Linked DNA regions of Homo sapiens: region 1 is linked to region 2. Evidence: read pairs that join two places in POLR2A ChIA-PET (ENCODE). Cell type or tissue: GM12878. All regions are shown on one strand. Each heading gives the region's core, and the rest is flanking DNA. Links, peaks and the distances in the headings are about the cores only.

Evidence for each region. Peaks named below come from ENCODE experiments on the same cell type or tissue, not always from the same donor. Only the 100,000 strongest peaks of a DNase experiment are listed, where the experiment ranks them.
Region 1: POLR2A ChIA-PET joins it to region 2 with 5 read pairs; 4 of 35 experiments call an interaction of 5 or more read pairs at or near these places.

What each region holds. Positions count from the first base shown.
Region 1 is chr19:19,582,451-19,590,776 of GRCh38, reverse strand. All of the region lies in intron 2 of PBX4 (PBX homeobox 4), which reads left to right. It also overlaps the pseudogene PHF5AP1. Among named protein-coding and RNA genes, the nearest start is that of PBX4, 32 kb to the left of the region's middle. In GM12878, for the core only: no CTCF peak of the experiment used is centred there; no DNase peak of the experiment used is centred there; H3K27ac peaks cover 149 bases.
Region 2 is chr19:19,368,464-19,376,789 of GRCh38, reverse strand. The region is part of intron 1 of LOC124904656 (a long non-coding RNA gene); the gene reads left to right. Among named protein-coding and RNA genes, the nearest start is that of GATAD2A, 33 kb to the left of the region's middle. RefSeq lists an enhancer at 4,727-5,926. In GM12878, for the core only: no CTCF peak of the experiment used is centred there; a DNase peak (open chromatin) is centred at 3,626; H3K27ac peaks cover 545 bases.

The sequences.
Region 1 (8,326 bases), core at 19-8,018, 210 kb before region 2:
AAATGTGTGTCCAGGCGCCATGGCTCACACCTGTAATTCCAGCACTTTGGGAGGCCAAGGTGGGGGGATCATTTGAGGTCAGGGGTTCGAGACCAGCCTGGCCAACATGGTGAAACCCCGTCTCTACTAAAAATATAAAAATTAGCTGGGCGTGGTGGCATATGCCTGTAATCCCAGCTAATCGGGAGGCTGAGGCGCGAGAATCACTTGCACCTGGGAGGCGGAGGTTGCAGTGAGCGGAGATCACGCCACTGTACTCCAGCCTAGGTGACAGAGCAAGACTCTCTCTCAAAAAAAAAAAAAAAAGAAAGAAAACAAAACAAAACGTGGTCCATCCATGCAATGGAGTATTATTCAGCCATAAAGAGGAATGAAGTATTGGCACAGGCTGCAACATGGGTGCACCTTGAAAACATGATGCTGGGTAGGAGAAGCCAGATGTGAAGTGTCACATCACATGCTGTGTGATTCCATCAATATGAAGAGTCCAGATCAGGCAAATCCATAGAGACAGGAAGACTCGTGGTTGTCCCGGGGCTAGGGAGGGGGCGTAAAGAGTGACTGCTCATAGAGACGGGGTATCTTTAGGGAGGATGAGAATGTTAGCTAGTGGTGGTGGTCGCACAACCTTGGAAATAAACTAAAAACCACTGAAGTATTCACTTTAAGCAGATGAATTATATGGCATGTGAATTATATCTCAATAAAGCTTACCTCAAGGATTGAGGGTCTTTGGTAGGGGCCGTATCTAAAACAGTGTGCCTGTAGCTTAAGGCCTTAGTGCACATACACATTCTTATGAATTAGCACTTCTTTGCTGCCTCTTAGGGCTTAACCACTGACGGAAACTGTCTTGTGTGCTTGCACTTTTCTGGTTTGTCTTCTGACCTCTGACTCCTTTCCTGGAAGACCAGCATCAAGAAAGCACAAGGCAGATCTGTGGTTCATCTCTGCCCTGTTGTGGGATTGGCACACCGTAGATACTAGGGAGCTTCTTTTTTTCTTTTGAGATGGAGTCTCGCTCTGTCACCCAGGCTGGAGTGCAATCGTGCGATCTCGGCTCACTGCAACCTCCACTTCCCGGGTTCAAGCGGGTCTCCTGCCTCAGCCTCCCAAGTAGCTGGGATTACAGGTGCCCGCCACCATGCCCAACTAATTTTTGTATTTTTAGTAGAGATGGGATTTCACCGCGTTGGCCAGGCTGGTTTCGAACTCCTGACCTCAGGTAATCCACCCGCCTCGGCCTCCCAAAGTGCTGGGATTTACAGGCATGAGCCACCGTGCCTGACCAGAACTTTTTTTTCTTTCTTTTTCTTTGTCTTTAGTTATTTATTTATTTATTTTAGACAGAGTCTCGCTCAGTTGCCCAGGCTGGAGTGCAGTGGTGCAATCTCGGCTCGCTGCAAGCTCCACCTCCTGGGTTCGGGTTCATGCCATTCTCCTGCCTCCGCCTCCTGAGTAGTTGGGACTACAGGCGCCCACCACCACACTCCTCTAATTTTTTGTATTTTTAGTAGAGATGGGGTTTCATCGTGTTAGCCAGGATGGTCTCGATCTCCTGACCTCGTGATCCGCCGGCCTCGACCTCTCAACGTGCTGGGACTATAGGTGTGAGCCACCGCACCCAGCCTCTTTTTACGTTCTTTTTTTGAGTCAAGATCTCGCTCTGTCATGCGGGTTGGAGGCACTGGTGTGATCATAGCTCACTGCTCCCTTGAATTCCCGGGCTCAAGTGATCCTCCTGCCTCAGCCTCTGGAGTAGCTGGGACTACAAGTGGGCACCACCATGCCTGGATATTTTTTTGTGGAGATGGGATCTTGCTGTGTTGCCCAGGCTGGTCTTAAACTCTTGTCCTCAAGCAATCCTCCCTTCTCAGCCTCTAAAAGTGCTGGGATTACAGGGATGAGCCAACCTGTCCAGCCCTGGTGAACTTATTGATAGATCAGTTCCTTGGGAAATTCTTTTTAGAGTAGTCAGGGCATTGGATGACCTAAAACTCTTTGATTCGCAGGCTGGGAATTGGTTGGTCATGGTTAGTGTGCATGTTGCTAGGCTGGTTACCTCCCTGTGTGAGACTCAGCCAAAGAGGCACCACACCTCATGGTGACTGTAGCCCAGCTCCTGAAGCTTCTAGACCTTTCCCCCATGGCTCTCATTTGTTGTTGTTTGAAATTAGAGCATTTCTTCAGATGAAAAAATTGGGCCACACGGTGGCTCACACCTGTAATGCCAGCACTTTCGGAGGGTGAGGCGGGTAGATCACGAGGTCAGGAGTTCGAGACCAGCCTGGCCAACATGGTGAAACCCTGTCTCTACTAAAAATACAAAAATTGTGTGGTGGCCAGCTTAGTTGGGAACTATGGCTAAACATCATCCTGATTTGATCTTTTGCCGCAAGCAGGCTGGTGTTGCCATCAGATGACTGTGTGAAAAATGTGATGGCAAATGTGTTATCTGTGACTCCTATGTGCGTCCCTGCACTCTGGTGTGCATATGTGATGAATGTAACTATGGATCTTACCGGGGCTCTGTGTGATCTGTGGAGGCCCTGGGGTCTCTGATGCCTATTATTGTAAGGAGTGCACCATCCAGGAGAAGAATAGGGATGGCTGCCTGAAGATTGTCTATTTGGGGAGCTCTAAGACCTCTTCTATGAACGCAAAAAATACGGCTTCAAGAAGAGGTGATTGGTAAGTGGCCCCTTCCTCCCCACCGCCCCACATCAAGCTGCTGCAGCTTTCAGAAAAGATGCCTACTATTACCAGCAGAAAGGGAGCAGAGCCCAGAGCATCACCAGGAGTGCCTGCTGGTGTACTGGCAGCTTGCCACCCCCTCCTCTCCCTTCACCCAGGCATGTAGTAGGGATGTAAAAGGATTCTTCACAGAGCACTCTGGGACACTGTATCGGAGAAAAACTGATAGATTAATTAATGTTTTTTCTTGAATTCGAGAAGCAAAGATCTGTTCTCCATATTGATATGTGCTCCCTCAACCAAGATCTTCTAAAAAGAAATAATATTTTAGTCTTCTGCTTGAGTAGTTGACTGTGAAACTACGCTCAGTGGAAAACATGTTCTTGCAGCAGCTCTGTGGCAGCTGTCCTTGAGGAACCTTTGGTGTGTGGTGGGAAGCTATCAGAACAAGAAATGTAGGCATTTACTCTTTTTTTTTTTTTTTTTTTTTAATTTGAGACGGAGTCTTGCTCTGTCACCCAGGCTGGAGTGCAATGGCTCGATCTTGGCTCACCACAACCTCTGCCTCCCGGGGTCAAGCAGTTCTCCTGCCTCAGCTGCCCAAGTAGCTGGGATTACAGGAGTCCGCCACCACGCCCGGCTAATTTTTGTATTTTTAGTAGAGATGGGGTTTCACCACGTTGGCCAGGCTGGTCTCAAACTCCCGACCTCAGGTGATATGCCCGCCTTGGCCTTCCAAAGTGCTGGTATTACAGGCGTGAGCCACTGCTCCCGGCCTACTGTTTTAACACTTGTACTGGTGTCATGTTATTTTCATTCTGAGAAATTGGAAACCCTTTCTATTGCTATTAATAAAGTTCGTGTTTATTTTCTGGTAGTCAAAAAACAAAAACAAAACAAAAAAACAAAAATTAGCTGGGTGGGGTGGCGGGTGCCTGTAATCCCAGCTACTTGTGAGGGTGAGGCAGGAGAATCACTTGAACCTGAGAGGCAGAGGTTGCAGTGAGCCAAGATTGTGCCACTGCACTCCAGCCTGGGCAATAGAGTGAGACTGCGTCTCAAAAAAATTAAAAAGAAAAAGAAAATTGTTTATGGTAGATAGAAGCCATCAGTGAGTGCTGTTTTTCTTTTTCTTTTTCTTTTTCTTTTTTTGAGACGGAATCTCACTCTGTCGCCCATGCTGGAGTACAGTGGCGCGATCTCGGCTCACTGTAACCTTCACCTCCTGGGTTCAAACGATTCTCCTGCCTCAGCCTCCTGAGTAGCTGGGACTACAGGTGCATGCCACCACGCCTGGCTAATTTTTTGTATTTTTAGTAAAGATGGGGTTTTACCGTGTTAGCCATGATAATCCTGATCTCCTGACTTCGTGGCCTCCCAAAGTGCTGGGATTACAGGCAGGAGCCATCATGCCCGGCCAAGTGCTGTTTTTCTTAGCTGTGGCTCTTAAATGTTTGCAACTCCTCACAGGGGCTTGTTTTTCCAGATGTGCTGCCTGGCACATCTGGAAAAATATATATTACAGCACTATATATTACAGTGTTTTGCTGTCTTCCTTTTGCCCTGTTACCACATGCAAGGACAGTAGCACAGAAAAACAAGCCTAAACCGCATATCATTTTTACTCAGCATTAGCAGCTCATATAATTGTTTGTTTATTTTTTGAGACAGGGTCTTGCTCTGTCTCAAAGAGACAGGCTGGAGTACAGTGGCATGATCATGGCTCAATGCATTCTTGACTTCCCAGGTTCAGGTGATCCTCCCACCTCAGCCTCTCAAGTAGCTGAGACTACAGATAGAAGCCACCATATCCGGCTAATTTTTGTACTTTTTATAGATGGGGGTCTTGCTGTGTTGCCCAGGCTGGTCTGGGACTCCTGGGCTTAAGTGATCCTCCCGTCTCAGCCCCTCAAAGTGCTAGGATTACAGGCATAAGCCACCACATGCTCAGCCTATTTATTTTTTAAATGTACAGAACAGTAGGCATTTTTTTAAAAATCACATACTAGTTTATTTCAGAACTGCAGTGTTTTAATTAACAAACATGTAAACATATGGAAATGAAATTAATTTGCATATTTGATTGTGGTTCCAGCATCTTCATTTCTCACGCGTCCGTGTGAAGAGACCACCAAACAGGCTTTCTGTGAGCAACATGGCTGTTTATTTCACCTGGGTGCAGGTGGGCTGAGTCCAAAAAGAGAGTCAGCAAAGGGTGGTGGGATTATCATTAGTTCTTATAGGTTTTGGGATAGGCGGTGAAGTTAGGAGTAATGTGTTTTTTGGGCAGGGGGTGGATCTCACAAAGTACATTCTCAAGGGTGGAAAGAATTACAAAGAACCTTCTTAAGGGTGGGGGAGATTACAAAGTACATTGATCAGTTAGGGTGGGGCAGAAACAAATTACAATGGTGGAATGTCATCAGTTAAGGCTATTTTCACTTCTTTTGTGGATCTTCAGTGGCTTCAGGCCATCTGGATGTATACGTGCAGGTCACAAGGGATATGATGGCTTAGCTTGGGCTCAGAGGCCTGACACACTTCAGTTGTGACTGGTTGTGATGTATTTTAATTAGAGATGACGGAGATTTGCCTAGTGTGATAATCCCTCAGTTGGGTGAATATCTAGTGTGTGGCAGCCACTATTTCAGAAACTGATGAGTGTTTTTTAAGGGTTATTCTTTTTAAAGTCCTGTGGATCTGAGAAACTTCCATGACTTAAGATAAGGATTTATCTAGAATGTTACTTTTTTTTTTTGAGATGGAGTCTCACACTGTCACCCAGGCTGGAGTATAGTGGCGCAATCTGGACTCACCTCAACCTCTGCCTCCCGGGTTCAAGAGATTCTCCTGCCTCAGCCCCCCAAGTAGCTGGAATTACAGGTGTGCACTACCACGCCCAGCTAATTTTATATTTTTAATAGAGATGGGGTTTCACCATGTTGGCCAGGCTGGTCTGCCTCAGAGAACAGAACAAAGCCTGTTCTAGCGCCTGTCCTAGAATGTTACTTAAATGAACTAACCTGTGGGATGTGGCCTAAAAGGTAAAGCCAGGCAGTTCTTAATACAAACAGGCTGGGCTCCAGAAGTCTCCTTGTTTAGAGTTAAGGAGTAAACTCAGTGCCCATGATGCCCAGGAAACCATAAGATAAAACAGCCCTTGGGCCAGGAGGTGGCTCGCGCCTGTAATCCCAGCCCTTTGGGAGGCCAAGGGGGTGATCACGAGGTCAGGAGCTCGAGACCAGCCTGGCCAACATAGTGAAACCCCATCTCTACTAAAAATACAAAAATTAGCCAGGCATGGTGGTGCATGCCTATAGTCCCATCTACTCAGGAGGCTGAGGCAGGAGAATCGCTTGAACCCTGGAGGTGGAGGTTGCCGTGAGCCGAGATTGTGCCACTGCACTCCAGTTTAGGCAACAGAGTGAGACTTCATCTCAAAAAAAAAAAAAAAAAAAACCAGCCCTTGGTCATGTCAGACCACACCTTGAGGTCTGTTGGGGGCAGTGTGGAGGGGAGGGGAAGTTGTCCATTACATCCATGACTCTCTGGGTTACTCCAGCTGTAGGGACACCCTTCAGCCTGTGAGTGGGTCACATCTTCTTCGTCATGCCTTGCTGCCTGCTGGTCTGTCCCCCTCCCGAGTTTCTGGTCTCCTTGACTGGACCCTGCTGGTCTGAGCCGAGGAGGGACCTCCCTGTCTACCTGTGTCTGATTTGAATCAGTGGCTTTAAAATATCTCCAGGAAGACTGGGGTTTGCTGTGGGGCTTGAGGACATGCCCATTATCAGGTTAAGGAAGGTTCTTTCTATTCTTTGATTTGCCTGTGGGTTTTTTATTTTTTTGAATCAGAGTCTCGCTCTGTCACCCAGGCTGGAGTGCAGTGGCACGATCTTGGCTCACTGCTACCTCCGCCTCCTGGGTGCAAGCGGTTCTCGAGCCTCCACCTCCTGAGTAGCTGGGATTACAGGTGTGCACCACTACACCCAGCTAATTTTTCTTTCTTTCTTCTTGAGATGAAGTTTCGCTCTTGTTGCCCAGGCTGTAGTGCAATGGCATGATCTCGGCTCACCACAACCTCCGCCTCGTGGGTTCAAGCAATTCTCCTGCCTCAGCCTCCCGAGTAGCTGGGATTACAGGCATGTGCCACCATGCCCAGCTAATTTTGTATTTTTAGTAGAGATGGGATTTCTCCATGTTGGTCAGGCTGGTCTCCAACTCCTGATCTGAGGTGATCTTCCCGCCTCAACCTCCCAAAGTGCTGGGTTTACAGGCGTGAGCTTTTTCTATTTTTAGTAGAGATGGGGTTTCACTATGTTGGCCAGGCTGGTCTGGAACTCCTGACCTCAGGTGATTCCCCCCAACCCCAGCCTCCTAAAGTGCTGGGATTAGGGCATGAGCTACCGTGCCTGACCAGGTTTGCCCAAGGGTTTTAATTGATTTTGTTAATTTTCTGTATCTTTTTTTGGTGGGAGAGGGGGTCTTACTTTGTCGAACTGGCTGGAGTGCAGTGGCGCAGTCAGCTCACTGCAGCCTCAAACTCCGGGGCTCAAGCGATCTTCCTGTCTCAGCTTCTCGAGTAGCTGGGATTACAGGTGTGTGCCACCAAACCTGACTCATTTTTTAAAATTTTTTGTAGAGATGGGGTCTTGCTATGTTGCCCAGGCTGCTCTCAAACTCCTGAGCTGAAGTGATCTTCCCACCTCAGCCTCCCAAAGTGCTGGGATTACAGGGTGAGCCACTGAACCTGGCCTTTCTGCATCTTTGTTTTGTTTTGTTTTGTTTTGTTTTGTTTTGTTTTTTTGAGACGGAGTCTCGCTTTGTTGCCCAGGCTGGAGTGCAATGGCACGATCTCGGCCCACTGCAAGCTCCACCTCCCAGGTTCAAGCTATTCTCATGTCTCAGCCTCCCAAGTAGCTGGGATCACAGTAAAGACGGGGTTTCGCCATGTTGGTCAGGTTGGTCTTGAACTCCTGACCTCAGGTGATCCACCTACCTCAGCCTCCCAAAGTGCTGGGATTACAGGCATGAGCCACCGCGCCTGGCCACCTCCGCTCTCTTGCTGGGAAAGAGTTCATGACGCAGGCCTGAGCTTGGTGTTCCCGGAGCCCGGGTGAAACAGGAGTGTTCCCTTTTCCCCCTTGCAGGGTGTGTGACGGATGTGGCTCACTTCTTCGGTGCCCCACAGCTCAAACCCCTAAGGGGGAGCATGCAGTCAGACAGGTGGGGGGAACGTGGTCTCCAACCCCACAGCAGCAGCGCAGCGTCTTAGGGTTGTGTTTATAGCTCCCAAAGCCCCAGTGGGCATGCGTTACAGTGTGCTCTTTCAGCTTAGCTGAAAGAGAAGCAGGCTTCTTGTGTTAATCAGCTCAGTTAGACCCTCTGCCCTATCTCAAGGACAAAGGGCTTTCTATATTCTGGGGTTCTTGCCTTAGTGTACTGGAAAAATCGGATCACATGTGGGCATGGAGAATGAGTACAGGGTTTTACTGAGTGGTGTAGGTAGCTCTCAGCAGATGGATGGGGGGCCCAAAGGGGGTTGGATTGGGAAGGTGGTTTTGCCCTGGAGTTGGGCCGCTCAGTGACTGGGCTCTCCTGGATTTCCCTTGGTGTCTGCATTGTTCCACCATCA
Region 2 (8,326 bases), core at 211-8,210:
AAAAAAAAAAAAGTAGCTGGTCTTGGCGCGTGCCTGTAGTCCCAGCTACTTGGGAGGCTGAGGCAGGAGAATCACTTGAAACCAGGAGGCAGAGGTTGCCGTGAGCCGAGATCGCACCACTGCACTGCAGCCTGGCAACAGAGCAAAACTCCGCCTCAGGAAAAAAAAAAAAAAAAAAAAAAAAAAAAATATATATATATATATATATATATATATATATATATCTAATGTTACAGATTCTGGTTTATTGGCTAATTACTATACATTTTTTCAGTTTAAAAAAATAATCTTGGGTCGGGAGCGGTGGCTCACGCCTGTAATCCCAGCACTGTGGGAGGCTGAGGCGGGCGGATCATGAGGTCAGGAGATCGAGACCATCCTGACTAACACGGTGAAACCCCATCTCTACTAAAAATACAAAAAAAGAGTTAGCAGAGCGTGGTGGCGGGGGCCTGTAGTCCCAGCTACTCCAGAGGCTGAGGCAGGAGAATGGTGCGAACCGGAGAGGCGGAGCTTGCAGTGAGCTGAGATTGCGCCACTGCACTCCAGCCTGGGCTACAGAGCAAGACTCTGTCTCAAAAAAAAAAAAAGAAAAGAAAAAAAATCTTATTTTATATACGTCTCTCAGTATAATTTTTTTCATGACATTTCAGCGTGTTGATGATATGTTTATGTGTGCCTCATTTCGGTGCCTTAAAGTACTTTGAGACCAATATTTTGATAACAGTTAAAGAACTGTTAAGAATGAGATACTCTCTGGGAGCAGTGGCTCACGCCTGTAATCCCTCCACTTTGGGAGGCCGAAGCAGGCGCATCACCTGAGGTCAGGATTTCTAGACCAGCCTGCCAACATGGCGAAACCCTGTCTCTACTAAAAATACAAAAATTACGGGCGCCTGTAGTCCCAGCTACTTGGGAGGCTGAGGCAGGAGAATGGCGTGAACCTGGCAAGGTGGAACTTGCAGTGAGCCAAGATTGAGCCACTGCATCCAGCCTGGGAGACAGCGAGACTCCGTCTCAGTAAATAAATAAATAAATAAATAAATAAATAAATAAATAAAACAAAAATTAGCCAGGAGCGGTGGCAGGCGCCTGTAATCCCAGCTACTCAGGAGGCTGAGGCAGGAGAATCACTTGAACCTGGGAGGCAGAGGTTGCAGTGAGCCAAGAGTGTGCCATTACACTCCAGCCTGGGCGATAGAGTGAGACTCTGTCTCAAAAACAAGAAAAAAAAAAGAAAAAGTCATTGTCTATTTCCAGAGAGAAACAGACACAGCCAAACCAACAGGTTGGCCTAAATACTCCTGCTGCTTCACCAGAGAAAGTCAGGTAGCACCTGAATTATACAGAGGTGGGGAGCAGAGTATAGCTTTATTAGTGTTGGTTGGCTAGAAAATCTGGAATTAAGTCCAGATGGAGCTCAGGAACTCTTTCAGCCAGGCCTTTTTAGATCTCTAGGTCAAAAACCTAACAGCAAATCTTCTTGTAATTAAGTGGGATTAGACCCTTTTCTGAGGCAAAAGGTATTAGGTAGACACTAGACGCCTGAAGTATAGAAGACTTCTAAGTCAAAACAGTGACTTCCCTAACCAGGAAGGAATGCATTTCTGAACTGGAGGGAGTTCATTTTGGGCACTTGTGGCCACTTTGCATACAGAAGGGAGGAGCCCAACCCAGTGTTAGATGGGAAAAAGATGCCTTATGCTACTCAGGGAAAAGAATTCACCTTGAGATTCTGTAGGATCTGAGCTCTTTTGCATCCCAGACACACAGTTACATCTGAGTGTAACTGAGCCTAAAATACAGGTCAGGGCTTTCATCCACATGCATTTCAAGCCTTTCTCTTGGCTTCTTTTCCCCTCTTTTTGCCTTTTCTTCCTTTCTTTCTGATTTTAGAGACAGGGTCTTGCTCTGTTGCTGAGGCTGGAGTGCAGTGGCATGATCACAGCTCACTGCAGCCTCAACCTCCCCAGCTCAAGCGATCCTCCCACCTCAGCCTCCCGAATACCTGGGACTGCAGGTGCAGGCCACCACGCCTAGCTAATTTTTAAGTTTTTTTGTAGAGATGGGAGTCTTATTATGTTCGCCAGGCTGCCCTTGAACTCCTGGGCCCAAGCAATCCTCTCACCTCGGCTTCCCAAAATGTTGGGATTACAAGCGTGAGCCACCACACTCAGCCAACTTTATTATTATTATTTTTTAAAGAGATGAGGTCTCGGCCAGGCACGGTGGCTCACGCCTGTAATCCCAGCACTTTGGGAGGTCGAGGTGGGCAGATCACGAGATCAGGAGATTGAGACCATCCTGGCTAACATGGTGAAACCCTGTCTCTACTAAAAATACAAAAAATTAGCCGGGCGTGGTGGAGGGCGCCTGTAGTCCCAGCTACTTGGGAGGCTGAGGCAGGAGAAAGGCATGAACCCAGGAGGCGGAGCTTGCAGTGAGCCAAGATGGCACTACTGCACTCCAGCCTGGGCGACAGAGTAAGACTCCGTCTCAAAAAAAAAAAAAAAAAAAAAAAAAAGAGATGAGGTCTCATTATGTTGCTAGTCTCACTTTGAACTCCTGGGCTTCAAGCTAGCCTCCTATATCAGCCTCCCAAGTCACTGGAACTACAGGTGTGTGACTACACCCAGCTGAGCCCTTTTTAAGATCCAGGTCTCAGGCCGGGAGTGGTGGCTCACGCCTGTAATCCCAGCACTTTGGGAGGCCGAGGCAGGCAGATTACGAGGTCAGGAGTTCAAGACCGGCCTGGCCAACATAGCGAAACCCTGTCTCTACTAAAAATACACAAATTAGCTGGGCATGGTGGCGGGCGCCTGTAGTCCCAGCTACTTGGGAGGCTGAAGCAGGAGAATCGCTTGAACCTGGAAGGCGGAGGTTGCAGTGAGCCAAGATCACCCCACTGCACTCCAGCCTGGGCGACGGAGCAAGACTCTATCTCACCAAAAAAAAAAAAAAAAAAATCCAGGTCTCAGTGCCAGGCGCGTTGGTGGCACGCACCCATAGTCCTAACTACTTGGGAGGCTGAGACAGAAGATCACTTGAGGAGTTTTAAGGCTGCAGTGAGCCAAGATTATGCCACTGCACTCCAGCCTGGGTGACAGAGCAAGACCTTGTGTCTAAAAAGCAAGGGGGTGGCCAGGCACGGTGGCTCACGCCTGTAATCCCAGCACTTTGGGAGGCCGAGGCAGGTGGATCATGAGGTCAGGAGTTTGAGACCAGCCTCACCAACATGGTGAAAACCCTGTCTCTACTAAAAATACAAAAATTAGCTGGGGGTGGTGGTGCATGCCTGTAATCCCAGCTGTTTGGGAGGCTGAGGCAGGAGAATCGCTTGAGCCTGGGAGGTGGAGGTTGCAGTGAGCCGAGATCACGCCACTGCACTCTAGCCTGGGCAAAAAGACCAAGACTCCATTTCAAAGAAAAAGAAAAGGAGGCGGAGTGGGGTGGGGCCTCAGCTTGTGGACAGGCATTATGGTCACAGGAGCTACTCTTGTCCTTCCTGAGTTGGGACTGAGCACAGCAGCCCAGCCAGCTGGTAGGAGGGAGTGGCTGATCACTTGGGCCTGGGAGGAGTCAGGAGTTTATTCTGACCGGAAGAGGAAATGACTGTTTCGCAAAGTGCACTGAGCTTTGAGCTTTTTTTACCCCGCTGGTAAAATTATTTGTTTGAACTTCATCAGCTTCCTTTATTCAAGGATGTCATTGAGCATCTAGGGTGGCCACATTTAGCAAGTGAAAATATAGGATGCCCCATTAGATTTGGATTTCAGATCAGTCACGAATGAATACCCTTTTAGTATAAGTGTATCCCAAAGCATCTTCCATGTGCCAGGAGTCAGTCTGGGTTTGGATAATCCACTTAATACACAGACTGGTGCCTTCCAAGGAACTGGTCAAACACGAAGGTCAGAGTCTTTTGTGGCTTGGGAGACACAAACAGGCTGCAAAATCCACTTCAAAATCCACTTCCAGGTCAGGCACAGTAGCTCATGCCTGTAACCCCCCAACAATTTGGGAGGCTGAGGCAGGAGGATCGCTTGAGGCCAGGAGTTTGAGACCAGCCTGGGCAACAAAGCAAGACTCCATCTGTACAAAAAATAATTTAAAAATTGGCTGGACATGGTGGCTTACCCCTGTAATCCCAGCACTTTGGGAGGCTAAGGTAGATGGATCATTTGAGGACAGGAGTTTAAGACCAACCTGACCAACATGGCAAAACTCCATTTCTACTAAAAATATTAATACAAAAATTAGCCAGGCGTGGTGGCATGTGTCTGCAATCCCAGATACTCTGGAGGCTGAGGCAGGAGAATCACTTGAATCTGGGATGGGGAGTTGCAATGAGCAGAGATCACACCACTACACTCCAGCCTGGGTGACAGAGTGAGACTCTGTCTCAAAATTAATTAATTAATTAATTAAAAACTGTCTAAGTGTGGTGGTGTGCATTTGCAGTCCTAACTACTCTGGAGGCTGAGACTGGAGGATCCCTTGAGCCCAGGAAGCCGAGGCTGCAGTAGGCTACAATTGTGCCACTGCACTCCAGCCTGGGTGACAGAGCAAAACCCTTTCTCTAAAAAAAAAGAGTTAAAAATGTTGCTGGGCACGGTGGCTTATGCCTGTAATCCCAGCCTTTTGAGAGGCTGAGGTGGGAGGATCGCTTGAGCCCAGGAGTTTGAGAACTGCCTGGGCAACATAGTGAGACCTCATCGCTACCAAAAAAAAAACAAAAACAAAAAAAACTCTACTTTGGCCCCAAATTATGACCCGTGTGGGTGTCCCCAATTCTAGTTAGATGCCCATGTTGTATTGGTCAAAATGCCATTGCCGGACAGGCATAGTGGCTCACGCCTATAATCCCAGCGTTTTGGGAGGCCAGGGCAGGAGGATCACTTGAAGTCAGGAGTTTGAGTCCAGCCTGGCCAACATGGTGAAACCCTGTCTCTACCAAAAATACAAAAATTAGCCAGGTGTGGTGCTGGGTGCCTGTAGTCCCAGCTACTTGGGAGGCTGAGGCAGGAGAATCACATGAGCGTGGGAGGCGGAGGTTGCAGTGAGCCGAGATCGCACCTGTGTACTCCAGCCTGGGCAACAGTATAACAGCGCGAGACTCCATTTCCAAAAATAATAATAATAATAATAATAATAATACCATTGCCATCTCCTGCATCACAGATGATACAGCAAATGTTACCTGGGAAAGCGAAGCTGGATGTTTAGTTTCTTCGGCAGCCAGACACCAGTCCTGACCCTTTACACAGGAGTTAAGAGAAAGTGTCCTTTTCTGAGGTTAGGGATTGGGGCATGTTCAGCACTTGCTGACCGCAGTGGCTTTGAGTACTGAGGTAAGTTTCTTGAAAAAGTTTCTAGCAAGAGATGCTGTGGCCATGGGCTACAGTTCCTGTCACGGGGCTGAGTGTATACAGTCGTGGGATCTGTGTGCAAAGCCCACCCCGGTCTCGTACCCGGCTGACAATGCATGTGGGTGTCCCCACAGCCAGACCAGGCCTGGGTGTGGCCAGCGGACATTCCAGGACACACCCAGGGAAGGAGTGTGTCACAAAGAATGCCCTGAAAAAGAATCCCCTTCAGCGAGGAACAGTGGCTCAGGGCTGGAATCCCAGCACTTTTGGAGGCTGAGGCAGGATTGCTTGAAGCCAGGAGTTCAGGACCAGCGTGGGTAACATAGTGAGACCCTGTCTCAATAAAAAATTAAAATAAGGCTGGGCGTGGTGGCTCACACCTGTAATCCCAGCACTTTGGGAGGCTGAGGCGGGTAGATCACGAGGTCAAGAGTTCTATCTAGACCATCCTGGCCCACATGGTGAAACCCCGTCTCTACTAAAAATACAAAAAAAATTAGCCGGGCTCGGCGGTGAGGGCCTATAGTCCCAGCTACTCAGGAGGCTGAGGCAGGAGAATCACTTGAACCTGGGAGGTGGAGGTTGCAGTGAGCTGAGATTGCGCTGCTGCACTCCAGCCTGGGCGACAGTGAGACTCCGTCTCAAAACAAACAAACAACAACAACAACAAAAATAAATAAATTAATTAAAAAATTAGCTGGGAGTGATGGCACCTGCCTATGGTCCAAGCTACTTGGGAGGTTGAGGAGGGAGGATTGCTTGGGCCTGGGAGTTTGAAGCTCCAGTTCCTGGCTACATCATGCCACTGCACTTCATCCTGAGAAATAGAGTAAGACCCTGTCTCCACACACAAAAATTATTTTATTTTTATTTATTTATTTATCTATTTATTTATTTATTTTGAGACAGAGTCTCGCCCTGTTGCCCAGGCTGGAGTGCAGTGGCACAATCTTGGCTCACTGCAATCTCCACCTTCCAGGTTCAAGAGATTCTCGTGCCTCAGCCTCCTGAGCACCTGGTACTACAGGCACCCGCCACCACACCTGGCTAATTTTTGCATTTTTAGTAGAGATGGGATTTCGCCATGTTGGCCAGGCTGGTCTCAAACTCCTAACCTCAAGTGATCCACCCGCCTCGGCCTCCTACAGTGCTGGGATTATAGACGTGAGCCACCGTACCCAGCCCCAACATTTTTTTTCAATTTGACTTTAGATTGGAGTGGCCAGAGAGGAGGGGGACCAGGCCTAATTGCACCTGGTGAATTTTTAAATTTTATGTAGAGATAGGGTCCCATCATGTTGCCAGGCTGGTCTGAAACTTCTGGGCTCAAGTGATCCTCCTGCCTCGGCCTCCCAAAGTGATGGGATTACAGGTATGAGCCATTGACGCTGGCCAAAAAAAAAAAATTTTTTTTTTTGAGACAGAGTTTTGCTCTTGTTGCCCAGGCTGGAGTGCAATGGTGCGATCTCGGCTCACCGCAACCTCCACCTCCCGGGTTCAAGCAATTCTCCTGCGTCAACCTCCTGAGTAGCTGGAATTATAGGCACCCACCACTACGCCTGGCTAATTTTTTGTGTTTTTAGTAGAGACAGGGTTTTCACCATGTTGGCCAGGCTGGTCTCGAACTCCTGACCTCATGTGATCCGCCTGTCTCAGCCTCCCAAAGTGCTGGGATTACAGGCGTAAGCCACTGCGCCTGCCACCCCCCCCTTTTTTTTTTTTTAAGACAGAATTTCTTTCTGTCTCCCAGGCTGGAGTGCAGTGGCATGATCCTAGCTCACTGCAATCTCTGCCTCCCAGGTTCAAACTATTTTCATGCCTCAGTCTCCCAAGTAGCTGGGATTACAGGTGCCCACCACCACATCCAGCTGATTTTTGTATTTTTAGTAGAGACGGGAGTTTCACCATGTTGGCCAGGCTGGTCTGGAACTCCTGACCTCAAGTGATCCACCTGCCTTGGCCTCCCAAAGTGCTGGGATTACAGGCGTGAGCTACCGCACATGACCAAAGAGAAAAAAATTTTTTTTTTGAGACAGATTCTCACTCTTCGCCCAGGCTGTAGTGCAGTGGTGCAATCTTGGCTTGCTGCAACTTCCACCTCCCAGGTTTAAGTGATTCTCCAGCCTTAGTCTCCCAAGTAGCTGGAACTACAGGCACAAACCACCAATGCCCGGCTAATTTTTGTATTTTTTGTAGAGATGGGGTTTCACCATGTTGTCCAGGCTGGTCTGGAACTCCTGACCTCAGGTGATCCACCCGCCTTGGCCTCGAAAATTGCTGGGATTATAGGTGTGAGCCACCGTGCCCAATTTTTGTATTTTTAGTAGAGACGGGGTTTCACCATGTTGGCTATGCTGGTCTCAAACTCTTGGCCTCCCAAAGTGCTGGGATTACAGACTCCCGAAGTGCTGGGATTTTTTTTTTTTTTTTCTGAGACAGAGTCTCGCTCTGTCGCCCAGGCTGGAGTGCAGTGGCGTGACCTTGCCTCACTGCAAGCTCCGCCTCCCGGGTTCACACCATTCTCCTGCCTCAGCCTCCTGAGTAGCTGGGACCACAGGTGCCCACCACCACGCCCGGCTAATTTTTTGTATTTTTAGTAGAGATGGGGTGTCACCGTGTTAGCCAGGATGGTCTCGACCTTCTGAGCTCGTGATCCACCCGCCTCGGCCTCCTAAAGTGCTGGGATTATAGGCGTGAGCCACCGTGCCCGGCCTGTGCTGGGATTTTTTGCCGCACTTGGCAAAAAAATTTTTTTAATAAAAAGGATCCTCTTGTCATATAGGTTTTGGGTATAGGGAGAACTAGTTGCCAAGAAAAAAAAATCCCGTGAGTGGAGGAGCTGAGTAGGACTCAGGGGTCACTTCCTTCGGTGGGTACCAGAGGATGCTCCGGAGAAGAACAGCCTGGAGTGATTAGGTCACTTTTCCTGGGGAGCAGGTTGCTCAGGAAGCAGCATG